Linked DNA regions of Mus musculus: regions 1, 3 and 4 are each linked to region 2. A link is a loop called in an ENCODE intact Hi-C map of the cell type or tissue named here. Cell type or tissue: gastrocnemius. All regions are shown on one strand. Region 1 overlaps 4933405D12Rik (RIKEN cDNA 4933405D12 gene). Region 2 holds the start of Pde5a (phosphodiesterase 5A, cGMP-specific). Region 3 has its middle 11 kb from the start of Gm43568. Region 4 overlaps Gm40140 (a long non-coding RNA gene).

The links. Peaks named below come from ENCODE experiments on the same cell type or tissue, not always from the same donor. Only the 100,000 strongest peaks of a DNase experiment are listed, where the experiment ranks them.
Region 1: it touches region 2 in a loop (3-fold over the local background); 11 of 42 quality-filtered maps call a loop at or near these places.
Region 3: it touches region 2 in a loop (2.8-fold over the local background); 13 of 42 quality-filtered maps call a loop at or near these places.
Region 4: a loop joins it to region 2, with 2.5 times the contacts of the local background. A loop is called at or near these places in 2 of 42 quality-filtered maps.

What each region holds. Positions count from the first base shown.
Region 1 is chr3:122,900,114-122,908,113 of GRCm38, forward strand. The region is part of intron 3 of 4933405D12Rik (RIKEN cDNA 4933405D12 gene); the gene reads right to left. Among named protein-coding and RNA genes, the nearest start is that of Fabp2, 9.0 kb to the left of the region's middle. In gastrocnemius, a CTCF peak has its summit at 4,172 (motif pointing left); a DNase peak (open chromatin) is centred at 4,126.
Region 2 is chr3:122,726,204-122,734,203 of GRCm38, forward strand. It overlaps Pde5a (phosphodiesterase 5A, cGMP-specific), which reads left to right and starts at 2,955. Exons shown (of 21, transcript NM_153422.2): 1 at 2,955-3,164. The coding sequence starts at 3,043. In gastrocnemius, CTCF peaks have their summits at 2,735 and 4,263 (motif pointing right); DNase peaks (open chromatin) are centred at 2,767 and 4,049; H3K4me3 peaks cover 2,981 bases; H3K27ac peaks cover 2,477 bases.
Region 3 is chr3:122,636,512-122,644,511 of GRCm38, forward strand. No RefSeq gene overlaps it. Among named protein-coding and RNA genes, the nearest start is that of Gm43568, 11 kb to the left of the region's middle. In gastrocnemius, a CTCF peak has its summit at 2,328 (motif pointing left); DNase peaks (open chromatin) are centred at 2,008, 2,330 and 3,305; H3K27ac peaks cover 973 bases.
Region 4 is chr3:122,658,188-122,666,187 of GRCm38, forward strand. It overlaps Gm40140 (a long non-coding RNA gene), which reads right to left. Exons shown (of 5, transcript XR_867613.1): 3 at 7,035-7,053; 4 at 5,891-6,025; 5 at 4,033-4,315. Among named protein-coding and RNA genes, the nearest start is that of Gm40140, 22 kb to the right of the region's middle. In gastrocnemius, no CTCF peak of the experiment used is centred here; no DNase peak of the experiment used is centred here; H3K27ac peaks cover 549 bases.

The DNA of each region.
Region 1 (8,000 bases), 170 kb after region 2:
GCTCCTTTCTCTAATTCAACCACAGGGGTCAGCAGCTTCTGTCCATTGGTTGGGTGCAAATATCTGCATTTGACTCTTTCAGCTGCTTGTTGGGTCTTTCGGAGAGCAGTCATGATAGGTTCCTTTTTGTGAGTGCTTCATAGCCTCAGTAATAGTGTCAGGGCTTGGGGCCTCCCCTTGATCTGGATCCTACTTTGAGCCTGTCACTGGACCTTCTTTTCCTCAGGCTCCTCTCCATTTCCATACCTGCACTTCTTTCAGACAGGAACAATTATGGGTCAGAGTTTTGACTGTGGGATAGCAACCCCACCCTTCACTTTTCTGCTGGAGGTGGGCTCTACAACTTTGCTCTCCCTACTGTAGGGGGATTTCATCTAGGATCCCACCCTTTGAGTCCTGAGAGTCTCTCACCTCCCAGGTCTCTGGAACATTCTGGAGGGTCCCTCCAATCTTCTACCTCCCAAGGTTGCCTGTTTCCATTCTTTCTGCTGGTCCTCAGGGCTTCAGTCCTTTTCCCCATCCCAACACCAGATCTTGTTCCCCTCCCTCCCCCCCATCCCCACCTACCTGGCATCTCATCCCTTGTCCCCTTTCCATCCCAGATCCCTCTCTCTCTTCTCCTTGTGGTTGCTTTCTTCTTCCTCCCAAGTAGGACTAAACATCCTCACTTGGGCCCTTCAGCTTGTTGACATTTTTGAGTTCTGTGGACTGTATCTTGGGTATTCTGTACTTTTTGTTTTTCTTTTTGGCTAATATCCACGTATTAGTGAGTACATACCATGCATGTCCTTTTGGGTCTGAGTACCTCACTCAGAATGGTATTTTCTAGTTCCACCCATTTGCCTGCAAAACTCAGGATGTCCTTATTCTTAATAGTTGAATAGCACCATTGTATAAATGAACCACATTTTCTGTATCAATTCTTCTCTCGTGGGACATCTGGGTTGTTTCCAGCTTCACAATAAGCTGGCTATCATGAATAAGGCTGCTATGAACATAGTGGAACATGTGCCCCTGTGTCATGGTGGGGCATCTTTTGGGTATACTCCCAAGAGTGGTATAGCTGGGTCCTCAGTTAGATCCAGTTCCAATTTTCTGAGAAGCCTCAAGATTGATTTCCAGAGTGGTTGTACCAGTTTGCCATCCCACCAGCAATGGAGGAGTGTTCCTCTTTCTTCACATCCTCACCAACATGAGTTGTTCCCTGAGGTTTTGATCTTAGCCATTCTGATTGGTGTAGGGTGGAGTCTCAGGGTTGTTTCGATTTGCATTTTTTCTGATCACTAAGGACTTTGAACATTTCTTTAGGTGCTTCTCGGCCATTTGAGATTCCTCTGTTGTGAATTCTTAGTTTAGTTCTACACCCCATTCTTTGATTGGATTGTTTGTTTGTTTGTTTTTTGGGGGGTGGTTAGCTTCTTGAGTTCTTTATATATTTTGGATATTAACATTCTATTGGATGTGGGGTTAGTGAAGTTTTTTTCCCAATCTGTAGGTTGCTGATTTGTCCTATTGACTATGTCCTTTGCCTTACAGAAGCTTTCCAGTTCCATGAGGTCCCATTTATCAATTCTGGATCTTAGAGCATGAGCCATTGAAGTTCTGTTTAGGAAATTTCCCCCTGTGCCAATGAGTTCAAGGCTCTTTCCCACTTTCTCTTCTATTAGATTCAGTGTATCTGGTTTTATGTTGAGGTCCTTGGTCCACTTGGATTTGAGCTTTGTGCAAAGTGGCAAATATGGGTCTATTTTCATTTCTCTATATACAGGCAGTTAGACCAGCACCATTTATTGAAGATGCTTTCTTTTTCTTTTCTTTTTTCTTTTTTTCCGTTGTATATGTTTGGCTTCTTTGTCAAAGATCAAGTGTCTGTAAGTGTCTGGTTTAATTTCTAGGCCTTCAATTCTACTTCATTGATCACTGTGTCTGTCTCTGTACCAATACTATGCGGTTTTTATCACTATTGCTCTGTAGTCAAGCTTGAGGTCAGGGATGGTGTTTCAGCAAGCCATTCTGTTATTGTTAAGAATTGTTTTCGCTATTCCGTTTTTTTTTTTTTCCAGATGAATTTGAGAATTGTTCTTTCCATGTCTTTGGAGAATTGAGTTGGGATTTTAATGGGGATTGCATTGAATCTATAGATTGCTTTTGGTAGGATGGCCATTTTTACTATGTTAATTCTGTCAATCCATGAGCATCGGAGATCTCTCCATTTTCTGAGATCTTCGATTTCTTTCTTGAGAGACTTGAAGTTATTGTCATTCAGATCTTTCACTTGTTTGGTTAGAGTTACCCCAGGGTATTTTATACTCTTTGTGGCTATTATGAAGGGAGTTGTTTCCCTAATTACTTACTCAGCCTGTTTATTCTATGAGTTGAGAAAGGCCACTGATTTGTTTGAGTTAATTTTATATCTGGCCACTTTGCTGAAGTTGTTTATCAGTTGGAGAAGTTCTCTGGTAGAATTTTTGGGGTCGATTTTGTATACTATTGTATCATCTGCAAATAGTGATACCTTTATTTCTTCTTTGCCAATTTGTATCCCCTTGATCTCTTTTTGTTGTCTTACGGTTCTAGCTAACAATTCGAATACTATACTGAATAGATATTAGGAGAGTGGGCATCCTTGTCTTGTCCCTGATTTCAGTGGGATTGCTTCAAGTATGTTTTCATTTAATTTGATATTGGCTGTTTGTTGGTTTTCAGTAAATTGCTTTTATTATGTTTAGGATTGGGTCTGGAATTCCTGATCTCTCCATACTTTTAACATGAAGGGGTGTTGTATTTTGTCAAATGCTTTTTCTTTTCTTTTCTTTTCTTTTTTTAAAAAATAGTTTTAGAGCTTTATTGCAGAAAGGCAGAGAGAAAGAGAGAAGGTAGAAAGAGGGAGAGAGGGGGAAGGGAGAGAGAGAAGGAGGGCTAGAGAGGAGAGTAAGAAAGGCAAATGCTTAAACACAAATGCTTTTTCTGCATCTAAGGAGATGATCATGTGATTTTTTTCTTTGAGTTTGTTTATATAGTAGATTATGTTAATGAATTTTCGAATATTGAACCAACCTTGCATCCCTTTTCCATGGGCCTGTGTGAGTGAGCCTCACCCTGGCAGATGAGACCTCTTCGATCTGGTCCAGACTTAAGCATAACTAGGGTGAGCTTCACTTCATCTCTCTGGAATGTAGTTCAGGCATCTTTAAATTGAGTAATTAGACTGGATTTCTAAGCTCCTTTCATAATGTAATATACACTTTATGCAATATAGTACATATAATATGGTGTCTGAGAAACAGTAAGTCTCCCTTTCTTCAGCAGCCATTTGGGAGTATGCCATGGGGGAGAGATTGCTGGGATGATAGAGAACATGGAGTGGGAGGGGGGAAATATCACCTATCTTGTTAAATATGGCTGGTTCATGGACTAACATCATGCTTTGCTCAAAAAGACCCTATGTTTGTTTAAAGGCCTCGTTGTTACTTTTTTAAGATTCTCAATTACACAGAGTCATTGTATTTTGTCTTCCTTCTTTTGGTTGTGTTTGTGTGTGTGTGTCTTTGTGAGTACATGTTTATGATGGAATGTGGGAGTCCGTGTACACATGTGTGCCTGGGTATATATGGAGGCCCCAAGTTGATATTGGGTATCTTTTCAAACTTCACCGTATTTGAGGGGACAGGTTCTCCAGCTGAACCTGGAGCTCGCCAATCAGTGATTGGCAGGTGGGAAAACTATGGGGACCCCTGCTCCTATATCTACTGCCTTCTCAGTATTGGGGTTCCAGAGGTGCACCACCATGTCCAGGTTTTATGTGGATGTTAGGGATCATAACTCAGGACCACATGTTTGTTCAGCACGCATCTACCCACTGAGCGATGCTGTCAGCTCCCTGTGTATTTATACAGGCCCTGCAAACTTCACCAGTCCTATCCCTAAGAGCGGACTGTTCATAAGTATAAAAAAAGTATTTTCAAAAGAATAACTAGACAACGCCAGCAAGGCATTCATGGGCACTTCAAACCCAAATGTGTAGGTAAGGTACTTGCCTGATACAGAGCGGGAGCTAGAGGGGCTTTGTGAGGACTGGGAGGGGAGGCAGGACAGATGCTTCCCTCAGGAGATGGGGCTTTACCTTCCGTTGAGATTTGCTTTGGTTACAGTACAGGAGTGCCCTCTACTGGACAAGGACACGGTCGCTTTCCATTTGTGTCTCAGTGGCTGCTGCAGAGATAGCTAGCTATACCATGTCCTAAAGTTTAAAATGGTATTGAATGATTATGTGGCTCCAGCTTCTGTATGAGCAAAACTAACACGAAGGCTCGTTTTCCTTACTGCAGGAGCAATTCCCTAAAACTGTTCTCATTCACTAAACAGAAACAGCATTAACACTTTATGTAGGGTTATCTCAGTTCTGAATGAGAACACCTGAAGTAGCATTGCCATCTTTTGAAAGTGGGTAGTGACACCACGTTTGCTAACACACAGGGTTGTGTACCTCTGCTTTGCTTGAGCCCAGAGGCCAACATTCAGAATACTGGTGCAATTGAGTTTATTGGAGAATTGAATGGGATGGAAGAGTGAACGAGAAAGATCAGGAGACGTGGAGCAGTCAGCAGTGATGATAAGGAACTGTTGCAGAGGGGGTCTCAGCTCACCTGTCCCCACTGAGGAGTCCATTAGCATGCACGGTTATAGAAGCCCCTCCCTCCCCCAGTCTGTAATCCAGATTACTAAGAATTAAAGACAGAACTTAAGTTTTAATTTGGTATTCAGTAGTTAGGACTGTGGGAAGGTGGATGATTAGTAGAAATCGGAACGGAAAGGCCCGAGTTCTCCCCAAGGGTCAGCCCAGTTTCAAGGCCACATCCTCAAGTTTTGTGTCCAAACAATTTACACACACACACACACACCACACACACACACACATCCCACACAGATACACACCCACCCACACCCACATACACACACAGACACACACACACCCACACACACCCACACACAGACCACACACACACACAGACACACAGACAGAGACCACACACACACAGACACACACACAGAGACCACACAGACACACAGACACACAGACACACAGACACACAGACACACACACATACACACCCACACCCACAGACACACCCACACACACCCACAGACCACACACACAAACACAGAGACCACATACACACACACACACACACACACACACACACACACACACAGACACACACACACACACAGACACACACACACAGACACACACACACACACACACACCCACACACACACCCACTTTCCAAGTCCTTGAGAGCTAAAGAACAGCCCTCTTCCTGACCTTAGAGCAGCCCTCATGCAGATAAAGGAGCACACGATTGATGTCACCCGTTTGCTTCACTTCTAGATAACGTAACAATAGTATTTTTTTAAAAAGATGTCGAAGGAAATAAATGTGACACATCTCTTTAACCAGTTCTCTGAGCAGGAAGAATGAGTGAGCACAGCCCCTCTCACACTCCGACCAGGTAAGTGTGTGTCCTCGTGTGCTCCAGAACAGAGCTTTTCCCCTCTTTTATTCCAGTTACGTTTTTCATACAACATAGTCTGATCATGTTTTTGTCCTCTCTCAGCTCTTCCCAGATTCTCCTCACTTATCTACCTAACTTTTCTTTCAAACAACAAGAAAGAAAAAAACCAAAACCTACTGAACCGTTCCATTCCCCTAAAACCACAAAACCAAAAATCCGAACAAGCAAAAGATCAGTAAAAATACTTTTTAAATGTGAAACAAAACAAAAAGTAAACACACACACACACCCCACACACACCACACCACGTACCTCACATAAAGACACAGACACACATGCACACACACAGACACACCACACACACACACACACACGAAGTTTGTTTTATGTTGGCCAACTACTCCTAGGCATGAAGCCTGCCTTGGCGTGTGACTAATGTAACCAGTAACACTCCATTAGAGAAAACCGATTTTCCCTTTGAGGGTGAGTATACATTTCCCTCTCACTCATGGGTGGGACCCCATGGCCAGTCCTCCTTTCAGTGCTGGGAACACTCGACTTATGGAAGTCTTGTGTATGCTGCCATAATATGTAAATTCATACATGCATCAGTCCTATTGTGCCTGGATTTTTTTTTTTTTTTTTTTACTTCTTTGGGTTTTGTTTATTTTTTTTTTCCCAACTATGGCCTGAGAATCTTTTTCCTTTATTAGTTCTTTGAAAATTTTGTACAATTACTTTTGGCCATATTCAACCCTACCCATCTTCTCCCAGACCCAACCCCTCTTCTACAGCTATCTAACTCTGTATCCTCTTAAAAACAAAAATAAGCCAAACATTGGTATCACATACCTTTAATCCCAGTACTCGAGAGGCAGAGGCAGACAGCTCACTCTCTGAGTTCAAGGCCAGCCTGCTCTACAAAGGAAGTTCCAGAATGGCAAGCGCTATACAGAACAAGCCTGTCTAGAAAAAATAAAACGAAAACAAGAAAGAAAACACAGAGTCCAATTTGTGCTATCGATGTCTTGGGTGTGTGGCTTTCCACTAGTATACAGTTTATCTACCAGTGGTAATGTTCTTTAAAAAAAAAAAAAAACAATTTACCCTCTTCTAGGAGCCAACAACTCCTCAGGTAGAGATGGGGCTTGGTGTGCACCTTCTTTACCTTGCTGGGATTTGTTCTGATCCATGACAAAAGATAAAATACTTAAAAAAAAAAAGAAAGAAATGAAATGAAATGAAATGAAATGAAATGAAATGAAGAGCCTTGTTTGCTTCTTACAACTCTTCCTACTACATACCTCTACAACTCCCATCTTGCAAAGCTGAACTAATTGAGCTATTCATATTTTATAGAGAACCTCACCCAGCATAACTCAAGCATAATTCTAAAATTGCCATGAGCCCATGACTCCAAACCCTGAGCTCTTACACCATAACCCTCTAACCGATGTCACACAGAACAGACTGAGAATAGCTCATTCCCTTACTTTTATTGTTCCAATGTCACCTGCTCTCTGCCATTTCACTTCTCCAACCTTGTCTCAAAACCAAACAGCTCTACCGCCCACATGGCAAGGAGACACAGATTAACGCATCTCTCAACCCCCATCTGAAAAGTATGCAGTAATAGCGACGAGCAAGCTGGCCAAGGTGCAGAGAACAAGGGCGCACTGGATGCTTTGCGCCAAATGAATTGTCTATGCTCTACCTCTACCCTCTCTTCCCAAGGTGCACGGATCATTGCTGAAGAGAGTGTGGGAAACTATGAGAACCAGAGGCCAATGAATGAATACAAGGGAACAGAATACAACTAGGCAGCTGTACATATGAGCTTGTCGTGATTATGACAATACGTATAAGCCCTGTGCATGTCAATGGAAGCAAGCATTTTCTTGAATGATGACATATGTATGTTGGGGTGCGGGGGTCAGCTTACTGTAGCACCACCCCTGAGCATGTGGTCCTGATGATACCAACAAAGCAGTCTGAACAAGCCAAGAGGAGCAAGCCACTAAGCAGCTTCTCCTTCACTTCCTGTCTCTAGCTTCCTGTCTTGGTTTCCCTCAATGGACTGTGTGACTCAGGAATCATAAGCCAAATAAACTCTTCCCTGTCCATGGCCTTTAACACAGCAATAGAAACCTAAGTAGGACTCAGTCTTCTAGAGAAGATTGTGCTGGAGTCTGCCGGCACAAGTCTAACAGGACCTGAGAGGGGAATAAGGGCTAAAGATAGGAAAGGCAGAAAGAAGAGACAAGGGATAGATGGGGGGGGGGGGGCTGACAGTAAATACTGAAGCAGCCCCAAGTTTATTTTGCCTAGTCTTTTTATACACCACAGTACCTGAGCCTCAAGTGTATCTCCTTTTATCAGTCCATGCCTCAGCAGGCCAGGAAATCTGCCAACAGACCTGACCTGCCTTGACCCTGCCTAAAAGGCAGACTTTCACAGAAGCAAGCAAAATGGCTCCCAACAGAG
Region 2 (8,000 bases):
ACATGAATTTTTAAAAAGCTGTTTGTATCAAAGACAGTTTTTTTTTTTCCTTCTTCCATACTTGCAAATAGTTTTGCTGGGTATAGTAGTCTATGTTGGCAGTCAAGGATTCTTAGAATTAGGATTTCATTGATCCACACTCTTCTGGATTTTAAAGTTCCCATTGAGAATTAAGCTGCTTTTCTGGTGACTTTCTCTTTACATGTGACTTGTGTTTTTTTCTTTCCTCTCTTGTAGTTTTCAATAATCTTTTTTGTGCTGCATATTTAGCATTTTATTTATAATGTGATGTGGGGTTTTTTTTGTAGTCTTTTCAATGTAATGTTCTGTGTGCTTCTTGTATCTGTATGGATGTTTCTATATGGGAAAGTTTTCTTCTATGATCTTTCTAATCTATACATGAAAATTCAAGGAATTACTCTTACCATGGTGTTAGTGTTATACACTTTCTGCATATTCATTTTCTGTACTTGAAATTTTTTCCACCATCTTTGATTGCTTTGTCTAATCTTCAATCTATTCTGTTTGTAAGGCTGTCTCTTGAGTTCTTTAGTCAGGTTATTGAGTTTTTTCCATTGTGTTTACACTTTAGCAGGAATTCTCTTCAATATTGCTATCTCCTTATTTAATCCTGATTTCAAACCCTAAATTGTCTTTGTAATTTCTTTCAGGTATATATTGCTATTTTCTTGAATGTCACTCAGGCATTTATTGTTATCTCAAAGTTCAATGTGGCGCCTGTGTCTTCTTTAATTTTCTTGAATTCTTTGATAAAGTTTATGATTGTTCTTTTAAATGTTGTGTTCTGAGGTTCATCGAAGTAATTCTTAGTAGAAAACATTTCTATAGGACTACTGTGTTCGAAGGGACACATAGCATCTTGGCTGTTTATATTGTGCTTGTAATGTGACTTGTGAGTGTGACCTTCTTTCTTTGGTTGTGTTTGAGGTAAGAATTTGTCCTGTCTTAGACTGGGCCGGTGCAGTGGCTGGGTGACTTAGCTGGCGCATGAATTCTTTGATTGGACTAGAACGAGCAAAGGTGGTATTGGAACCTTGTCCTGCACTAGCCCTGTGGGTGTGGATATGGCGAGACTGGTGGGACAGAGGAGGAGAGATTTATCAGGCAAAGCTGGCTGTTGGCCACAGGTCTGGAGGTAGAAGTGGAGATAGCAGAGAAGAGAGGGAAGAAATGACTTAACCAGCAAAGACAGCTTTGGAACTGAACCCCAACTTATGGAATAGAAGGAAGGACTCTTTTTATTGGATATTTTCTTTATTTGCATTTCAAATATTGTCACCCCCTGCCCCCGAAGCCCCCTATCCCATTCCCCCTCCTCCTGCATCTATGAGGCTGTTCCCCAACCCACCCACTTCTGCCTACTCGCCCTAGCCTACAGGACCAAGGGCCTCCTCTTCTTCCGTTGATGTCCGACAAGGCCATCCTCTGCTACATATGAGGCTGGAGCCATGGGTCCCTTCATATGTACTCCTTGGTTGGTGGTTTAGTCCCTGGGAGCTTGGGGGGGGGGTCGGGTGAAGGAAGAACTCTTTTTTTTTTTTTTTTATATTTATTTATTTATTATATGTAAGTACACTGTAGCTGTCCTCAGACACTCCAGAAGAGGGAGTCAGATCTTGTTATGGATGGTTGTGAGCCACCATGTGGTTGCTGGGATTTGAACTCCTGACCTTCGGAAGAGCAGTCGGGTGCTCTTACCCACTGAGCCATCTCACCAGCCCCCGAAGGAAGAACTCTTAACCACTCAGCCAGAATGAAGTGTCAATATGAACTTTGGAGGGAGCGGGCACAAACAGTTAAGGCCCAATTTCTAGCTATTATCCCAGAGTTCAGTTTTAAATCAGGTGACTTCCTGGTAGGAGGAATGTGTAGATATGGGGTGGGGGTGGGGTTCACCAACAAGGGGAAACTCCCTATTCGCTAAGCATATTTAATGTCATAGTAACATATCAGGAGAGAACTGTCATTTTAAAATCTAATATAATTTATCATGTGTTGCTTTGGTCATGGAATTTTATCACAGCAATAAGCAATGTAAGGCAATACTATTTCTGAGGTATCGATGCCAGTTAAATACAAATGAGTTCATTTTAAATCAGGCTAACTGGGTGTTCCCAGTTGTACATGGGTAGCTAGTGTTAGGGTTCGTAAGTCAGCAGAATCGTGTAGAGGTAGTCTTAGCTTCAAAATTCACAGGCCAAGGACAGGTGGTTGTCATTTTTATGTCCTATGTCTAACCGAATCTTGCGCTTCCATAAGGAGGGTCTTTGGTGTATGAATCAATGATTACAACTGATGTTAGCCTTAAGCTCGGATGTGGTTTTGATGGAAGCCACTGTGTCCCGTACCTGCAGGTTTGTCATAGCGGTTTCTTCCTCATGTCTCTCCCTAGCTTGTAGGGTTGGAGTGCTTTCCGGAGTCACTGGGAGGGCTGCTGTGAGGGAGATAGGTTCTGGGTCCTCTCCACCAAGAGTTGCTTAAGGAGAAAAGTGAGGTGGGGCTGTCCCTGTACTACTAAGAACGAAGAAAAACAATCACGTTAACTTTTTCCCACACTTTCTAGTGAAGCTCCTGCCTCTTGCCTTCTGGACTGTAGATGAGTCCTCACTGTGATCTTTCTGTCCTAGAGTTGGTTGGTTGGGAATTGCAAATCCACCCACTGTCACCTTTGCGCATAGAGGGAAGCTGACTCGGCCCACAGCGCACCCCAGCGGCGGTCTGGAGTCCTTCTAGCCTTGGCCACTTGGCTTCCGGAGGGCTCGCCAGTCAGCGCCGAGGCAGATGCAGAAAGCCGGTTTCCGCGGGACCCCAAGGAGGACGCCCGCCACCTGGGAACCTCGGGGACCTGGAGGGGCGGGGCTGAGCGAGCTCCGGGGCCGGCCCGCGTCTCTGTGGCTTCGCTGAGACACTGCAGGGACGAATAAAGGCAAAAGGGGAGGGTCTCGAACACTGTCCTGCTCCTCTGAGAGAGAGAGGTGGAAATCCGGCACCTCCGAGCCGCAGAGACGCGCGGCAAGCACCATGGAACGAGCGGGCCCCAACTCCGTGCGGTCGCAGCAGCAGCGGGACCCGGACTGGGTGGAAGCGTGGCTGGATGATCACCGGGACTTTACCTTCTCTTACTTTATTAGAAAGGCCACCAGGTAAGAAGAGGAGCCACAAAGGACACAGCCAGGGACATGAAGCGTGACCTGAGGCTGATCTCTCTCCCCCACCATTGAATTTTCCCCTCGATCCAACATTAAACAATCCCCGTTCCCAGGCCCTTTGCTTCGGAAGTAGCTTCTCGGTCCCAGTACGGACTGGAGTCCTCTACTTAAAGGGAGCACAGTTGAGAAGCGAGGCGTCGGATTAGAAAGGACTTGCCCACGAAGTTAAAAACAAAAGCGTACACCCGGCCCTGGAGCAAGATTACTCTCCCGGGCCTTCTCCCCTCCCCTCTACTCTCCCGGTTTCCCTCCCAAACCCGCTTAGCAAAAACCAAAACAAGCCAGAGCCCCTTCCCAGCGGCTCCGGAAGCACCACTGCGGGCGCGTCCCTGTGGTCGTGCTCCTCCCCTGCCCGGCTTGCTCTGACCCTGGAGGGGCGGGGAAGCCGGGGGGGTCTGGACCAGGCCACCGGGAAGCCTGGGTGCCGCAGCTTGCCCGGGTCGCCCCCAGTGAGGACTGTCGCCTTTGGTCCCCCAATAGTCCTCTGGTCATCCCTCTTCTGGCTGCGTCGCCGCAAGGAGGATTTTCGCGGAGCTTTGCGGCGCGCACACAAAGGGCGGGAGGGAGGCGGCCCGGGCGGACTCGGGGACCCGGGGACCCGGAGCACCCCAGAGGCCAGTTCTTCCTGGTCTCGAGCCAAACGCCGGGAGGCCGCTGCGGAGGGCGTGGAGAAGGGAGCCTGTCCTTTAGGATCCGACTGCTGCACGGGCAGTCGGGGCTCGCGCAGACTTGAGAGTGGAGCGGAGGGACGAGAGGGTGGAGCGGAGTGCGTGGCGGGCGGGTCCCCCGAAGCTCGAGGAGTCGCCGTGAAGCCCGCGCGCGCGCTTGCCTCCGGCGCGCCGATCTGGGCTGAACTAACCAGCTCTGCTTTGGAGAAGGGGCTGGAGCCCCGCCACCGGCGCCTTGGGGCAACGGCCGTCGAGCAGCTGGTGCTGGCCGCCCGAGCCGGGAGGGCGACTCTCGCCGGGCGGGGATGGTGGACGAGCCGGTGGGGACTCGCCCGAGCGCGGCCGCCACTCGGCCGGGCGCTGCCCGCCAGGGGGCGACGCAACGCGGGGTCCGCAGCCGGCGACCCGCAGCGAAGAGGCGGCGGGGGCAGTAGGGGAGCCGGTCGGGCACTCACGGAACTCCGTCGGCCCCCAGAGTCTCCCGAGTCCACCATCCGAGGAGTTCGCAAACGAGCGCCCCACCTTTGCTATGTTGCCCTTTGGAGACAAAACGAGGTACTTCCTTCAACATCCCGCTGGCCACTTTGTCTGGGGAAGGGCTGCGGGGGTTAGCGGCTGGCGGGGGCACCCCTCACACCTGCGGGAGATGAAGCCGCCCGATAGACGGGCAGTATGACTTTGTCTCACCTTGCTTTTTCACGGAGATACTACATGGGGGTCAGTTTTCTCTCTTTTCTCACGGAGCCTCTTCTGGACAGTTTTGGCGTTTTGCTTGTGAGTCTAGCCTTTCATGGCTGAGCGCTCTCTCCAGCCCAGATATACTCTAAGTACCCAGCCCTCCTTTCACCTCCCACCCCCATTATTAAGCCTTTCCCCATCAAATTCTGAGCATAGAGGGATCGGATGATAACACAGAAAGTAGAGCGGTTTCTTTTTAAAACATTACAGGAAGTTTGAGCCGAAGCACCAAGACAGACCATCTCGACCTAGAATTATCTTGCTGGGAACCACCAGTTTCCAGGGGTCACTAGTTACTCTTGAGACCTTCTGTCTCCCGTGTCCTTTCACTGTACACTCCCATCCTCTGCTCCCTTTGAATTAGAGCACAGAAAATGGGGAGGGGCCAGAGAGCAGGGCTGAGTTTTAAAGTATGCTTTGGAGATGTTCTTTAGATGGGCTGTTGTTAACAGTTGAAAGCTAAAAATACAGCAAAAATGACCCGTTCTTTGTTTTACCCTCTCCGCTTTAAAGACAAACTATGGATAGCTTACTGGAGGTTTTTGAGTGGTCCTAGGCTAGGGCACTGTTAAACCTTCCAAAAACCTTGAAAGAGTAGCAACATTGTAGTTGAAAGTAAAAAAGAGTCCTTTGATACATTTACTATTAATTTTTCCCCCTCTCAAGTAGAAATTAAAATTACAAATAAAAATACAATTAAAGCCTCAATTACAATGCTAACTGTAAAATTAGATATTCTGAGGCCCCAAAAGACTTTTTCAAGTTAGGACATTATGTGTGTGCTGTGTGCATGTCCGTGTGTGTGTGTGTGTGTATGTGTATGTGTGTGTGTTAAGAGTGCAATTTGGAAGATGAAAGTGTAAAATGCTTTAAAATAATTCAGGCCTTCATATTTTTAAAAGGAGAAAGTTCAGAAAGTTATTGACATAAAGAACAACAATCTAGGAATATGTAGGCTGAGGGCCTTCTGCGTGGAATTGAACAAAGGGATGAACGGAAGCTTTTCAGTCGTCACAGCCCATTTGTATGAATTTGAGTGTGAAAGTTGAACAAGTTATAACATCATCTGTTGGCATGAAAATTAACATCGTTTTCCTAGTGAATTGCAAGTGGACATCTCCACCCTCACCAATCTAAGCAGTTTAGACTCCTCCAGGACTGCATTAATTGGAGGTTTTAACATGCAGACATTTACAGCGAAGACCTTCTTGGTGCCGAAGCCACTTATTAGCTGTTGTTATTCTTGACAGCATATTTGAATAGCATTACCTTTCATTAGTTACCGGTCAGGTTGATGATTGTGGGTGATGTTTTAAGTCATTTCGTTTTGGAGGCGTGAGGTGGTTGGGTTTTATTGCTTTGTTTTGTGCCAGGCCAAAGCCTGAGAATATTTGGCATATAATGGAAACAAGAGACTTAAAAGGCTTTATGGCAGGTTGGATCAAAGTCCAGGAACAGAAGTTGTACAGGTCTTTGTCACAGGAGTGTGACATATTTCATACCACAAAGCTGTGCTGAATTAGTTACGTCTCTGGGTCCTGTATATGGGATTCTTTGTCATTCTCTTCTTGGCTTTTTGTGTTTATTCCTTTTGGTGCAGTACTGGGAATTAATTATGGCCTTCTGTATGCAAGGCACTGGCTCTGCCAATTGAGCTATATCATACCCAGCACTCAAAAATTTGTTATTTTGAGATAAGGTCTCATTAAGTTGTCCTGTGATTTTGAACTCACTATGTAGCCCAGGTTTAATGAACCTCAGTTTTCCAAATACTTACAAGCTGGTGTTGTGGGCATGGGCCACTATGCCTGGCTCCCTCTTCATTTCTAAATACTTAAAAGCTGGTGTTGTGGGCATGGGCCACTATGCCTGGTTCCCTCTTCATTTCTAAAAGATGTATCATTTTTACTTGTAAGGCACATATGTTAAATTTAGATGGAGGATGTAAAATAAATATTGCTATCCATTCTTAAAATAAATATCGCTATCCATTCTAAAAGGTTACTGCTTCTATAATTACATAGGAGTAGAAATGTTCACAATGTTCAAACAAATAATTTAGTAAGCATATTTTTAAAGGCAAGGCCTGTATTAAGAATAATGTAATCTTCGGAGCACTGGCCCAGTCTGTAACTGTGAGTTCCTCTATCGAGAGCAGTAAGTCTCATACACTAATGGCCAGTTTTCTTGTGTTCTCTTGTGGTCCCTGTGTTTGTGCTGCCTTCTAGCCTCCCGGAAGCATTCTGCTAGGCTTCAATTCTTCCTGCCTAGAAGGGTCCACAGAAGCTCTTCAAACAACAGCATTTCCCAGTTCCCTCCTCTCTGTGATGTTTTCAGAGCTCTAGATCCTTCTTAGAGCCTGAACTATGTGATCAAGATTTGTAAGGAAATGTGTAGATTTCATGCAGGATTAATCATAAATGGCTCTCTTGAAATAAAACGATTTTCATGTTATAATGAAAACTCAATAAACTTGTAAAATTATATAGAAACTACTACTGTTTCTATTATATCACGTTCACAGTATTTTAAGATTTGGAAACACTGGTGTTTGGCATACTTCAGGTATCACGATTTATTTTTCATGGAATTATAGAGATTGTATCTACAGCCCCCCAGCACTGTAGGCAAGTTAGGTCCCATCAGAGAACCGTGTACATGCTCAGCCACAGTTGCCTTTAAAATAATTCCATCATCATAGATGATCTCTAGTCACTTACATTGTTTCTTTTTAAGATACTTAGACTAAAAAAACTGTATAAAGTTTCACACTCCCTCCACATCAATGGCAGACAATGTGTTTGCTTTACTCAGATGTACCCCTTCCATTGTATTTGGAGACACAAATTATAGCTTTGCTCAAGCTGTCTTGGGCATTTTACTAATGCTCCAGAATGATTTCTTTTGTAACAGGAAAGACTAAACAGAACTCGATAGTATTTATTTGTTTCTATCCCAAACATAAAATTATTAAACCTTTAATTGTGGGTTTCAAGTTACGTTGGCTTCTGTTGTTGTTTTCAGAGCTGAATGTAGGGATGGAAAAAATCCTTAATAAGAAGTGGGGCAATGGAATAAGTCAGTGAGTTGATTGGTCACAGAGAGCTGACAATGCTTCATTTCTGAAGGCTGTGCGCAGGCTTTGCAGGGCTTCCTGTAACATTCATTAGCTTAGAGGCACAGATGTGGGTCAAGGCTGACTGCTGCTCTAGCAATGACTGCACTTGGAAGTAACTTTCACATCAGGCTCTCCAGGGGTCAGCTCCTGGGGGCTGCACACACAGGAACCACACATGGGAAGAGAGCCTCTCCACGTGACTTACTCTTCTGATATTTAGCTCTATAATATTATTTGCTAACTTGT
Region 3 (8,000 bases), 90 kb before region 2:
ATATATCTACCATATATATATTAATTTGTGTATACAGATGTTCTGCCTACATGTCTGTTTCTTCACCATGTATGTGTCTGTCAAGGCCAGAAGAGGGTGTCAGATCCCCTGGAACTGGAGTTATAGCTAGCTGTGAGTTGTGAGCTGCTGAGTGGCTGTCAGGAATACACATGCATACACATATGAGTCTATGTGAACACATATATGCTGATGTTGGGTCCAGAGGTTGACATCAGGTGTGTTCCCTATCACTGTCCATGTTACTTTTTAAAATTAACTAATTTGTGTGTATGAGTATTTTGCATGTAAATATGTCTGGGCGCCCTATGGGCTACTCCCCTCTCCTCACGGTAGGAAAGGATGGTCGTCAGCCAAACATGAATCCTGTTTCCACACATTTAATAGTAAGATCCACAGTTTAAATTTCTATTAATTAATTAGGGTGTTTATTAATTTATTGTGTGTGTTGTGTGGCATATGCATGTCACAACATGCAATTCCAAGGACAACTGTTGGAGTTAGGAGTTGGAGTTAGGCTATCAGGCATGGTAGCAGGCATCTTTAGCTGCTGAGTCATCTTTTGCTGGCTCGGTATTTGTAGTTGCAAATGCCTAGCTGTGGGCAGGTGACATGGCTCAGGGAATTAAAGGTGCTTGCTGCCAAGCCATGAACTTAAGTTCACTCTCTGGTGCCAGCAGGTGGAAGGAGAGAACCGGCTCCCACAAGTTGTCTTTGGGCTTCCACAGATGTGCCATGGTACACACCTGTCACAATAAATACTAAAATTAAAAGCCAAATTATCTGACTTTAAAACAAGAGGTATCATACCCTAAAATTATTTCTGAACTTTATAACTTAATTTCCTTCAATGTAGGCTAATGTGTTTCCTGTTTCTTGAGAGTCTTGGGTATGGCCTTCCAAATCTGTGTCTATTTTTGAATACGTCAGTACACTGGAATTTCCCAATCTAGATGATAACATCTTCAAGGACTTGAGCCAGGTCAGTCACAAAGGCATATTAATCCCATCTCTGAGGACAGTAATTAGCCCTGCAGTGTAATGTCTAAGACAGCATAATCTACAAACACTTCAAACAAAATAATTTCTTTAAATTCCTCTAAGGAAAATAAAAAGAATTTTAGACTTTCCAGACAGTTCCATACATCTTAGCTTAGAGGTGAAGTTATTCTTTGTGATAACCAGACGGGATCAGAGTTTGACGCTTCAGTTCTCAGTACACAGCTTCTCCTGTTTGCACAACAACTGTGTTCTAGCATTGTGATGGCTTGGGTTCCCTTGTTCTCATGTCTGCCATGTCCCTGTGCTGCAAGTTGGTGACCTGGGTATACCTGATTTTACACCTTCCATGTTCCAGGAGTACTGTGTGCATGCCTGTTTGCATGTTTGCCATGTTCCCTGCATGCCACCACCTGATGGCCTAACCACATCTGCTTGCACATGCTCCGTGTCCCGGTGCTGCCATTTAGTGGGTTGTACATGCTGTTCACACACCGGCCAGGTTCTAGCACGGACACAAGAGTGGTTTAGACTGGCCTGTCTGCACACATGCCATGCCCTGGGACAGCCACAGGACACCGCAAGAATAGACTTTCACACACCTGCCTTGTCCAGGAGTCACCAAGTAATGGGGTCGTCAATCCGGTTCTTTTTTTTTTTTTTTTTTAAGATTTATTTATTTATATGTAAGTACACTGTAGCTGTCTTCAGACACTGCAGAAGAGAGGGAGTCAGATCTCATTATGGATGGTTGTGAGCCACCATGTGGTTGCTGGGATTTGAACTCCGGACCTTCGGAAGAGCAGTCGGGTGCTCTTACCCACTGAGCCATTTCACCCGCCTGTCACTCCGGTTCTTAATTACGCTGTGTCCCCAAACTTCCAATTGTCAACCTAGGGTCACCTGTTGGGACACATACCATTTCCCAGTGCCACCAGGGGTCGTCATGAGTATACTTGTTCCGGAGTCTGCAGTGTTCCAGCAACACCATGTGTTGGCACAGGCACCTTTGTCCACAAGCCTGTCAAGTCTCAGTCCTGTGAAAGTCTGGGCAAGCCCAAACATTCGTGAATCTCACCTACCAGTTCTGCTGTGTTGCAGTGCATTTGACAACCATGTTCTGTTCCAGGACTGCAAAGTAGGGGATCAGGTTCACCTGCAAGTTGCCTCCTAGCACCTCTACGTGGTAGCAAGCTCATCTATTGACACTCTTTCCACGGACCCAGAATCTCCAAGTGATGGCCTGGGCATTCCTGGTCACTTGTTTGTTGTGTTCCAGTGCTGCCACCTGGTGGCCTGTGTTTACCTGTTCACATGTCTGGTGTGTCTCAGTGCTGCCACCTGGTGGTCTGTACATGTTCGTTTACATACTTGGCTATGTCTCAAAACCCGGGCATGCAGGTTTGAATGCCTGCTGTGTTCTAGTGTTGTGTTCCACTAGGCTGTCTGGGCACACCTGTTCACATGCGCTCTGTGTTCTTATGCTGCCATTCGTTTGTATGCATGCTGAGTCCCAGGGCCAACATGTGGGGGCTTTGGTATATCTGTACTAAGACCTACTATATCTTTGTGCCACAACTTGGTGGTGTGGGAATGCCTGGCTGCAAGCCCGCTATGTCCCAGCACTGCCACTTCATAGCCTGCTGTGTTTGCATGTCTGCTGTGTTACTAGGCCACCAGTGTGATGCCCTGGGCAAGCATGTTGCATGACTGCTGTGTCCCATTGCTACAACATGGTGACCTGGGTAGCCTACTTGCCTGCCTGCTGTGTCCTAGGGTCACTAAGGGGTGGTCTAGGCATGCCTGTTGTCACACATGCCATGTCTTAGTATAATGCCTGTTGGGATGCATGCTGTTTCCCCGTGCCACCATGTTGAAGAATTCCTTATGTACACATCTGCCAAGTCCCAGCACCACCCCGTGGCAGAATAGCCACTGGAGTTCAAATGTGTACCACATCCCAGTAGTGTCGTGCCGTGTTCTGGACTCACCTGTTCTCACGGGAGCCAGATCTCAGTGCTGCCCTGCGGTGGCACAGGATCTTGTGTTCACGAGCGGCCATGTTTTAGCGTTGCCACATGGGGGATATGCTCACCTGTTATACTCCAGCTGTGTTCTAGTGCTCCCCAATCTGTGTGTATTCCTGCCCTGTCCCTTCTCTGCCCTGTGATGGCCTAACTATGCCTGTTTGCATGCCTGTTGTGTTTCATTGCTACCATGCAGTGGCCTGGGCAAACCTGTCAAATGCCTGCCAGGACACCGAGCTGCCATGTGGCAGCCCAGGTGTACCTGCTGCATGTTTGCCACGTTTCAGTGGTGCCAGGTCACAGCCTGGGCAGCCCTGTTCATTTGCTATGCCCTGGGGCTGCCAAGTGACTGTAGCAAACATGCCATGTCCCAGTACCACTACATTTTTGCCTGTGCATGCTTGTTCATACATGTGTTCTTAGCCGGACCAACATGTTATATAGCCTGTGCTCATTTGTTGTCATAGTTTGAGTTTCATTGTTGTGAACAGACACAACAACCAAGGCAACTCTTTTTGTTTGTTTGTTTTTTCGAGACAGGGTTTCTCTTTTAGCCCTGGCTGTCCTGGAACTCACTCTGTAGACCACAGAGATCTGCCTGCCTCTGCCTCCCAAGTGCTGGGATTAAAGGCGTGCGCCACCACCGCCCGGGTCAAGGCAACTCTTATAAAGTATAAAATTTAATTGGGGCTGGCTTACAGGTTCAGAGGTTCAGTCTATTATCATCATGGCAGGAGCATGGCTGTGTCCAGGCAGGCATGGTGCAGAAGGAGCCAGGAGTTCTACACCTTGATTCTCAGGCAGCAGAAGAGACTGTTTCACACTGGGTGGAGCTTGAGTCTAGGAAACCTCAAAGCCTGCCCTGCCCCCACAGTGACACTCTTCCATCAACATGGCCACACCTACTCCAAGGCCACACCCATTCAAACAAGACCACACCTCCTAATAGTACCACTCAGCATGGGCCAAGCTTTCAAATATAAGAGTCTATGGGGCCACACCTATTCAAACCACCACTCTGGATCACAAATGTGCTGTCATCCAGGGCTGTCCCATGGTGACACAGGCTTGCCTTCTCACCCAAGAGCTGTGTCCCAGTGCCACAAAGTACTGGACTGGGCATCCCTGTTCACACCCCTGCTTTGTTCCAGTGCTGGGCCCTCAGCGTTCCTGATCTTAAGCCGGCCAAGTCATAGGACCACTATGGGGTTGCCTGAGACACGTGTGGTGCACCCCTGTCATGCGCACCCACATGATATCCCAGCAGCACCACACGGCAGCATAGAAACACGTGTATGCATGCCTGCAGGGTCCCGGTGCCTCTATGGCTGTACACGCATGACTGTTTTCACACCTGTGGTGTTTTAGCACTACCACTTGGTGGTGAAGGCATGCCTATTTACATGCATGTTGTGGCACAGAACCATCCATATGAACTCCTCTGCTCACCCATTTTCCATGTCCCAGCACTCCTATGTGGCAGCGCAGGCTCTTGTTCAAATGCAGTTGGTATTACAGAGTGGTTGCACAGTGGTCTGGCTCACTTGCTCACAAACGTGCCATTTCCAAGTTCTGTCATGTGGTTGATGGGCTAACTTGTCCTCATGCCTATCCTGTGCCAACACTACCATGTGGAGGCATGGGCACACACCGTTCTTACTGTATCCCAGTCCATCCACATGGTGGCCTAGAAACACCTATTAACTTGTCTGCCTAGTCCCAGTGGCATGAGTTAGTTGTTGCCTGGGCACGCCTGTTTCCACACCTGCCATGTCCCAGTGCTGGCACATGGAAGTCTGGGCTCACATGTTTGCATGCATGTTGTGTCTCAAGGCTGCATGGTGGCAGCATGGATGTGCCTGGTCCTGCATCTGCCAGTTCCAACACTGCTATGTAGAGGTCTGGCCATACCTGTTCTTATGCCTACCGGGTTTCCGTACCACAATGTGGTGGCCTGGGCATGCGTGTCACCTGCCTGCTGGATCCCAGTTCTTCCACTTGCAGCTTGGACAGGCTTGTTCAGTAACCCACTGTGTCGTAGGGCCACCAAGGGATGGCCAAGGATTCAGCACAGAATTCTATCAGATTTTCAAAAGAGAATTTACATTAGACACTCCTCAAATTATTCCACAAAATAAAAACATTGCCCAGTTCTTTTTACAGAACTATAGTTTCCCTGATACCCAAACCACCACACAAAGACCCAACAAAGAAGGAGAATTAAAGAGCAATTTCCCTTATGAGCATATAAGCAAGGATTTTCAATAAAATATTTGCAAACAATATACAAGAACACATCGAAAAGATCATCCAGAGCGACCAAGTAGGCTTTATCCCAGAGATATGGGGATATTATTCAATATGCATAAACTGAAAATATGATCTACCACATAAACAGACTAAAAGAAAAAACCCATATGATTATCTTATTATGTGCAAAAAAGGCTTTTGACAAAATCTAACACTTCTTCATCATAAAAGACCCAGTGAGATTAGGGAAATGAGACACAGATCTGAGCATAACAAAGCTGATGTCTAGCAAGCTCACAGCCTACTTCAATCTAAGTGGAGAGTCCACTGAAATCAATTTCACTAAAGTCAGGAACAAGACAGTGCTGTCTTCATACCTATTCAGTATGATACTTGAAGTCTTAGCTAGAGCAATAAGACAACTGAAAGGCATCAAAGGGATAGAAATAGGAAATGAGGAAGTCAAAGTATCTTTATGTGCAGATGATATGAGCATATACAGCAAGGATCCTAAAAACTGCACTAGGAAACTTATACAACTGGTGAAGACTTTCAACAAAGTAACAGGTCACTGAACTAATAAATATGTTTTCTCTATAGAGATGACAGATGAAGGGGGAAATCAGGGAAATAACACCTTTCACAATAGCCTCAAACATATCTTGAGGTAGCTCTAATTAAGCAAGTGAAAGACTTTGTGGTGATTTGAATAGTGATGGCTCCCCATAGCCTCATATACTTGAATGCTTGGTCATTAGACAGTGGCACTACTTGAGAGGGATTAGGAGGTGTGGCCTTGTTGGAGGAAGTGTGTCACTGGGGTTGTGCTTTGGGTTTTCAAAAATTCGAGCAAGGCCTGGTCTCGCTTTTCCTGCTGCCTTTATATCCAGATGTAGAACTCTCACCTCCCATTGTCTGCAGGCATGCTACCCTGCTCCCTGCCATTATGAGAATGGACTGAAAGCAAGCCCCAATTAAATGCTTATGTTTATAAAAGTTGCTATGGTTATGGTGTCTTGTCACAGTGTCACAGCAGTAGAACAGTGACAAAGACAGAAGTTAGGCTCCTCGTCTGGGCCAGTGCCCTGAGCAGGTCTTGGACACAAACTCCACAGCCAGTCCCACAATACCCAGATGAAGCTCCACTCCCAGGTACTCTAACATGCCCAGGATCACAGAGTCATAGGATCTTAGTCACACCAGGAACTCAGGGTCACAGAGGCAGCTGGACTCCCAGGAGCTCTGACATACCCAGGATCACAGGATCACAGGATCACAAGGTCACCGAGATGTCTGAACTCTGAGGAGTTCTGACACAACCAGGATCAGTAGAAGAACAGGCTCTAGATAGATACAGCAGGGGCAGGTAGCACTAGAGTTAATCAGATGGTGGGAAGCAAGCACAAGAACATAAACAACAGAAACCAGGGTTACTTGGCATCATCAAAACCCAGTTCTTCCACCATAGCAAGTCCTGGATATACAATCACACCAGAAAAGCAAGACTCTGATTTAAAATCACATCTCATGATGATGATAGAGGACTTTAAGAAGGACATATATAACTCCCTTAAAGAAATACAGGAGAATACAGGTAAACAGGTAGAAGCTCTTAAAGAGGAAACACAAAAATCCCTTAAAGAGTTACAGGAAAACACTAGCAAACAGGCAAAGGAAATAAACAAAACCATCCAGGATCTAAAAATGGAAATAGAAACAATAAAGAAATCACAAAGGGAGACAACCCTGGAGTTAGAAAACCTAGGAAAGAGATCAGGAGTCATAGATGCAAGCATCACCAACAGAATACAAGAGATAGAAGAGAGAATCTCAGGGGCAGAAGATACCATAGGAAACATTGACACAACAGTCAAAGAAAATACAAAAGGCAAAAAGCTCCTAGCCCAAAACATCCAGGAAACCCACAACACAATGAGAAGATGAAATCTAAGGGTAATAGGCATAGAAGAGAGCAAATATTCCCAACTTAAAGGGCCAGTAAACATCTTCAACAAAATTATAGAAGAAAACTTCCCTAACCTAAAGGAAGAGATGCCCATGAACATACAAGAAGCCTACAGAACTCCAAATAGACTGGACTAGAAAAGAAATTATTCCCGTTACATAATTATCAAAACACCAAATGCACTAAACAAAGGAAGGATATTAAAAGCAGTAAGGGAAAAAGGTCAAGTAACACATGAAGGCAGAATTACACCAGACTTCTCACCAGAGACTATGAAACCTAGAAGATCCTGGGCAGATGTCATACAGACCCTAAGAGAACACTAATCCAGCCCTACAAAGGATAACAGATGGAAAACACCAACACAAGGAGGGAAACTACACTCTAGAAAAAGCAAGAAAGTAATCTTGCAACAAACCCAAAAGAAGATAGCCACACAAACATAATTCCACCTCTAACAGCAAAATAACTGGATGTAACAATCACTATTCCTTAATATCTCTTAACATCAATGGACTTAATTCCCCTAATAGACAAAGATTAACAGACTGGATATGTAAACAGGACACAGCATTTTTCTGCATACAGGAAATGCATCTCAGTGACAAAGACAGATACCACGTCAGAGTAAAAGGTTGGAAAACAATTTTCCAAGCAAATGATCCCAAGAAACAAACTGGAGTAGCCATTCTAATATCAAATAAAATCAACTTTCAACCAAAAGTTATCAAAAAAGATAA
Region 4 (8,000 bases), 68 kb before region 2:
GTTTTAACCTAATGCTTTTAACTCAAGTAGGAAAGGGTTAGTTTGGCTTACACTCTAATATTACAGTCTTTATTTGATAGCTTTTATTTATGTCTACAACTAAAAAACCACATGGGGCAGAAAGAATCACAAAGTATATAGTTTGTAGAGAAAACAAGCCTTAGGAAGCCTAAAGTTACAGGCAAGGATGCTGAAAGAGAGGCTGTTAAAGGGATTACTACCATTAAGGAGGAGCCTTCTTCTGAGAACTGGAACAGTGGGAAGTGTCCCCTCAGGACGAGACCCAACCCTGATAAGTTTCCAGCTAGTGAAAGGAGAAGGCATAAGTTGCTTCATCTCACAAAATCTGTAGATAATCTGGCCAGTGGGGGAGAGGGTCTATCTATAGCTAGAAATCAATGGTGGTAGTGTCATTCCTGTAGTGCTGTCTTGGGAGGCATGAAAGACATAAGAATGAGGGGGGTCATGGATTCTTGCCCTATGGTTTCTAAGATCCAATTAGGCTTCCTTTTTATAAACAAGCAAAACCAGAAAGAGTGAGCTAATTTTTATTGTTTGTATATTTTCCTTAGAGTCTATTTTTATAATTTCTATCCTTTTTAAATAACACCTAATCTAACCTATCAAGAAGATGAAATGAGCACAAGATACTTTCATGTTAGTAGATAAAGAAACCAAAATGCATGCCAACTCATCTCTGATGAACCTTAGCATTACATGTATTAAACATACTTTAATCGAATGGCCTCATTTTTATATCTGACACCACAAATTATTACTGAAGCATGTAGCAAAAGGCAAAGGTCAGGAGGTGATTAGCAGTAAAGCATTGCTATCACCTGGAAGATATGTGATTGTAGGAAACAGTTGACGTCCACAAGTCCAAAAGAAACGGTTTTCCCATGCAGACTCTATGTGACAACTAATAATTCGTACTCTATGTTACTATAGTTTGAGAAAATGTAATAAGCAACTGCCTCCTAGTTGTGACTGATTCCCAGTTTTTTCTGTGGATGAAAGTTCTTGGGAAGCAGCTGCACTTTCCTTTGAACTCCTGAAAGGTTGGCTGACTAATTAGGACTTCCATGACTGTGGACAGTTCCAAGTCCAGAACCTAGCCATCTTGGGGTATCTTTAGCCCTCTTACGAGCCATTTATTTCCTTCCTCTGTGTATGGACATCTTTGTGACCACCAAGGTAAATCTTTCGGAGTGCAGACACTTGACCCCACCAATCAATGGGCTAAGGGTGTTATCACACAGAGTCTGAGGCCTATAGCAGAGCCACTTTGCTTTAACCTGTCTACATAATGTTCCTGCCAGTATATTTGAAAAGTGTCTTGATTTATGATTTTCTTTGTTCTGTTATCATAAAAGTTTCATGAAACTTCTTCCACTTTGGAACATGAATATGGGCAAAAGCTAAGTCTGTGTTCTTGCGCCATGGTGACTCAGAATAAATGACCTCTTATCCCCTTTGAGATGAGAATTGCGTCTTTTGTGTCAACAATGAAGAGCCCAAAGTGCAGCACTGAGAAAGATCCCCTTTCACCAGAGCAATAACCTGGAGAGAAGCAAGAGGCAAGCATGGATCCACAGGAGCTGGCTAGCCACCTGACATCATTTCCTCAGGAGGATTTGGCAAGCTAAGGGTCCACTGGTTTATTCTGAGCTGTCTGTTTACGGATTTTCTTTGGTACATGTTCTTTTGTTTCTTTTTGCTCCTTTTTGTTTTAGGTATCTATTTTGTTTGTTGGCTATGGAAATATTCTATTTTCTAGCATTCCGTTTGGTTTTGTTTGCTTAGAGACCCCTGAAGGCATTTTGGTTCCTTAAGTTTGCCTCTGCTCTCCCCTTCTCACCCCCAAGGACATCCCTCCCTATGTTATCCAAGCAGAATGTCTGGGGAAAAGGTATTTGGGTATTTTTGTTTGTTTGTTTAGTTTGTTAATGTTTGTTATGTTTCAATACAAGCTGAAAAGCAAAAGTGAAAATCCAGCTGAAGTTAACTTGGCATTTCTTCCCTCAACAGGGAACATGACGATCTCCAAAGTGGCTTATTAACTAAAAAGCCTTCAGCAATAATTTTTTTTTTATTAAGTCAATTGTGTAGCCTGCTGTAATGGAAAAATAAAATAATCTTAAAAAAGAAAAATGATAAAATTAGTAATTTACAAAAACAAATAGCTCTGAAAACTATTTGTGAGTCTAAAGGAGATACTAAAATTAAAATTTAATTAAATTAAATTTTAAGTTTAACTTAGTTTAAAAAATTAAACTAAGATTTTTTCCCTAAATTTTAGAGGGCATATCAGAGCTATAGGTAAATTCTGAGAGCAATCTCTTGCTCTTATCTCTTTTTTTTTATTTGGACAAATCTACAGCAAAGGAAAATTTATTATTGCCTACTTAAAGTAAAGAGAAAAGATTTTATGCTGTATTAAAAATTTCCATTAATAGAAGGCACTTTTCCTTGGGAAGCCTGTACTCACAGTTGGATAACATGTTTGTGTTACGGTTAGCATGGCCACTTGTTCTCCGCATGCTGACCACTTGTGGTTTTCTGTAATGGTCGCTGACTGCTGCAAAGAGAAGCTTCCTTGACAAAGGGCGAGAGCTGCACTTACCTGTGGTCATAAGGTAAATATTTAGAATGTGGTTAGGAATTAAGCTGGATGAGGAAAGTGAGGGTAGTTCTTCTCTAAGTCGCAAGACTTCACTAGGCCACCTGGCTTGCTGGGTCTCTCTTCTGTTCAGTGGGCTGACCTTACATCCAATCAGACAGCAGCTGGCTACCACCAAGACAACAGTGCCACCATTGTACCCTTAGGACTACTGTGCCATGCTGGTCATTGTTGTAATTCCTAGCTGCCAAAGCTGGCTGTAGTTATTACTTGCTTCCATTCCTGAGTTTCTATGCAACAAATGACATAATAATTAGATCAAAAGACAATATGCAGATGGGAGGAAAATTTTCATAGCTGTGTATCAGAAAAAGGATTGATATCTACTATATAAAGAACACACACAACTAAATACCAAGAAGCCTAGCAACTGAAGCAATAAATGGGATGATGAAATGAACAGACACTTCTCAGGATATGAAATGCAGATAGTGAATAAACACATGAAAAATTTTAACATCCTTAGCCAGCAGAGAAATGCAGACTAAACCTACATTCAAATTCCAACTCATTCAAATCAGAATGGCTCTTATAAGAAAAGAAACAACAAATGCTGACAAATATATGGGGGGTGGGGAATAGAATTTGAGTTCACTCATGATGAGCCTATAAATTTCTCTAACCACTATGAAAATCATTCCAAAAACTAGAAATAGAACTGCCATGAGATACAGATGTGCTATTTTTTGGATAGATATCCAAAGAATTATAAGGAAACATATCCATGTTTATTGAAGTCCTATTGAAAGTATGCAAAAATCTAGATGCCTACTAAAATGTAAATGAAGAAAATGCGATATATATGCACAATGGAGCTTTATTCAGCCATAAAGAATTAAATTATGTCATTTGCTGGAAAATGAGTGCAACTGGAGACCATCGTATTAAGTGAAGTAAGCCAGATTTGGAAAGACATATGCTTTCATTTGTGAATCCTAGATGGTTCTGTATCTACATTAGCCATATGTTTGCAAGCATGTGGGTATGAGTATGTGTGTGTGTGTTTGCGTGTGTGTTGTGTGCTTTTTAGTTCAGTTCTTTTAGCAGCATCATGGGAGAATGACAGACATTTTACTTTTCAACAATCCATTCTTCAGGGTAGGTGTTTGTCCGCAGGAAAACTGTCCTATATCACAATTGAACTAACACAGTATAAAGTCACTTCTTTTTCTGTGTTTATAATTCTGAAAACCCCTCCCCAAGGGTCCCAGTAGATTCCCTTCCATGACTCCTTAATCAGAAATACATTACACATACTGTTGGCAGGAAGAATGAGATTACTATGATTTTATTAAGAAAACACATGGCCCTCTGGAAGAGGTTAAATCGTCCAAGCAAAAACTGATGCTCTGTTGGAAAGTCGGGAGAAGGGAGATGTGGTGGATTTTTATCCAACAGTGATGCAAACTGGGTACCACAACAGGGACTGGCATTTAGCAAGTGACCTAAAAGGTGCCTCATCGTTTCCCAGGGGGTTCAGTATACAATTAATTTCTGAAATTACATTTCACTGGGAGATTCTGTGATAAGACAGCCTGTGGGTATGAAACAGCAGGAACATGATCACGAGCTTAAGGAACAGGTTACAGTTGGAGACAGGCTTGAAGAAGTTGGGAAATTCCGTCCCGGTACCTGTTAGGAGAGAAGTATTCATTATGTGATTGAGGCGGATGGAATCTGAAGCCTTCATCCAGAATGCAGCCATCTCTCTCACAAAAGACCAGTTCCAAGTAATATAATTGCTGGCAAGTAAAATCTGCATTCCTAACCCTGTGTTGTTCTTTGGTCAGCTTAGTCTACAATATGCCTTTTAAAGACCTCACTGGCTTTGCATTCCTCTCATGTTTGCTACATCTTTGACTCTCTTTGTTCACACATCTATAGTCGGTGAATTTTCACTTTTTACCCTTGTCACTGGCAACCCACATGTCTTTGCACTTGGAGGAATTAAGGAATAGAAGACACTGTAACAACATGGACAGCATATATTCTACCAATAGGACTGGCTGATTCTCTTTGAAACTGATTAATGGCTGTGGCAATGTGGGCTGAGTGAAAATTTCCAATTTCTCAAGACAAACCTGGAGACTTATGCTCACAACGGTATCCAAAACTACTGGGAAGTGATTTGAAAAATGCACGAAACTTTATGAAAACTCCGAGACATACACTTTGATTTGAAGACTACAAAAGCTAATACAGTTTATTTTAAGGGTCAGAATCTAAAATTGAACAAAGTTAATATTCTAAAGGTCCAAGCTATGAAGAAACAATTTGTAATGATCACTGGTCCTGTGTGTCGTGGCTTTGTATGACAGGGGGAAAGTTTGAGGAAGGAGAAAATCATTGGTTACCAAAGTAACAAGAGCAGTTCGTCTATTTTGACCCTTCTACACTCTAGTCCACCTTCAGTGTCTACCAGTGAAACAAAGAACAGAAAACTTGACAAGAAAACCCAATGTTCTTGGGAGCTGGCTGATAGTAGGAAAAGGTCAGAAAATTCCTATTTCCTTTTCTCAACTAATTCCCCAAAGTAATAAAACAAAATGTACTCCAACTATAACTCTGGAAAGCTATTCTGAATTTTCTAAATGTAACAGAAAGCCTCCCAAGTACATTTCTCTGGTGTGGTTTAAGAGTCTAGAGTAGAAACTGATACTTGATAATGCATATTGGGACTGGGTGAGTTTCAGAGATGGTTTGTCTGGCCTTTCTGTTAGCTTATGTTTTTAGAGTGAGTAATTTAGGATGGATGGGCTCTTTGTGGAATTTCACAACAAATAGTTTGAAGTATTTTGGTGCTAAAATTATAGCAGAGCTATTTGTTGATGTTTTCTTATGTTCTAAGGACAGATTTAAACATTTGAACGTATGAGAATCTGCTTACAGATTGCAGAATGTTTAAAAAAATTGTTATTTGAACAGGAAAGAACAAAGTACTTAAGAATGAATGCCCAAATATACATTAAAGTGGAATTTTCTGTTTTTTTTTTTAAATCAGTTGAGTCACATGATGTTTTTCTGGAAGCTGCCTTGTGAAAGGATGTTTTGCTAAAACAGACACATGAGAGTATGTTTTGCCGAAGCAGACATGTGAGATGGTATGTGATGTTTTGCTTGATAGAGTGTGCAATGTTTAGAGAGTATAAGTAGAACCACACAGAGTGAAAGGATGCTCTTGCATTGCTGCTGGCCTTCAAAACTCACCAATGACCTTCTCGAGGTATTCCGGCTGCTTCTTGCTGCTTCTACTGTCTCATATTGATTCCATGGAGCCTCTTGATTTCTGCTGGATCAAGACACTGCTACTGATTTGTGTTTGGTGTTTGCTATTGGTTTGTCCTGACAACAAAGATTGAAATCACCTCAGAGAACTACTTCTAAACAGGTCCACAATCCTCTCTGTCCTATTAACTATCTTTCTTCTGTACCTTCAGTGGGTGGGCTAGAATGGAGGTTGAAAGTGTTAAAGAACTCTAATTAAAGTAGGCTTTAAAAAGAAAATCTAAGCCTACAATACACGTGTGAGAATCTGTGAAAAATTGCAATCTGGATATGTTGCAATTAAACATAAATAAATAGGAACACGAAGGAGCTTAACTAATTAAGTACATTACAATGGTAGTATAGATACTACTGGTTTCTAAATAGAATGAAAAGAATTATTAGCAGTGAACACCATCATGTATCTCTGCCTAAAGGAAATACAAGATTTTTTGGAAAAGCTTTTATGTTTTATCTTGTTCCTTTAAATTAATACTTTACGTATTTCTAGAGGATGAGGTGATGTCTACATGTACACTAATATTCAAATCAATATTAACATTTTTATCTCCTCAAACACACAGTGTCATCGAGGATTTTAGCATGTAGCCTAGACTCCAGTGGCTCCAGCAGATTCGTCTCCTTGGCCTCCCATCCTGACAAGTCAATTAAACAGATAAGCAGTAGCAAAAAGTAGAAAAACAGAGATGTTTTTCAGTGTGGCCACATTAGAAAGATGAACAAATAAAGTGGTCCAGTGACCTTTAATCTACATCCAGGGTACTGACATGAGGTTATATTCAAAGAGGTGTGCATAATTTGGCAGTCATGGTCAAAATTTGGTTCCATCCAACACTGAATCATCATTGTTTCTGTCCCAGCTTTCAAAGTGATCATTAAAGGTCATCTTTTAAGTAGTAAATCTGTTCATCATTGTAATCAACCAGGAACCCAGTCTTCTATAATATGATTACTTCTATGCTAGGGACATCCTCACTTTAATGAAAAGTTGTTCTCATCTTGGAGGAGATCAATTCTTGAGAGGTTTTGCTCCTTTTGGAATTCAAGGAATCTCAGGATAACTTACCTCTGTGATCCCAGCCAAACTACAGGGGAAAAAAAAAAAAGACTGAGATGAGAAGCCAGAGGGGGAAAAAAAGAAGCCAGAGTTTCATCTCGCCTTAAGTTACCTCCAGTGCAAGTGTACAGTCAACTTTTCTACTTCTTTCCTTCCTTCCCACCTTCCTTCCTTCCTTCCTTCCTTCCTTCCTTCCTTCCTTCCTTCCTTCCTTCCTTCCTTCTCTTTCTCCCTCTTGCCCTTTCTTTCTTTCTTTCTTTCTTTCTTTCTTTCTTTCTTTCTTTCTTTCTTTCCTTCTTTCTCTCTTTCTTCCTTTCTCTTTTACAGAATCAGTTTTCAAGTTCCTCTTTCAGGAGTGTGTTTTTACTGTATCCTCGCTGTGTGTTCTGATGTTTACTCCTGTAGTTATTACTCAGTGGTCAGTTTTCTCTCTCCCTCCCCCGTACTTTCCACTGTGGAGAGCCATGCCTCGAGCAATTGCCATTATAAGATGGTGCTGGCTTTCGCTATGCCTAACTAGTAAACAAGCCTTGTGCGAAAGTGCGAGAGTGAACTCACACCTAGTCACTGCCCATCTCAGGGCGTAGTAATGAGGTGATGGGCGAGCAACAAATCAGGAGCTGACACACCACATCAGGTGCTGAAACGCCACGCTGAGGGCTATATAAGCAGCACCATTTTCTGGGGTCTGGGTTTTCCCTCCTTAAGAAGCAATAAAGCTTGCTGCAGAAGAATCCGGTTGTCCGAGTGTGTTCTTGCCGGCGAGAACGATAGCTCAGGACACTCCACAGACCTAACCACTCTTCTCGCAACTTCTACAAAATGTACCTTTTTGATCCCACATAGGAACCAAGCCTTCTCTTTCTGTGCCTGGCTTATTTCACTTAATGTAATGACATTTAGATTCATACATGTTTTTACAAGTGATAGGATTTCATTATTTTATGATAATATTTTATTACACACACATACACA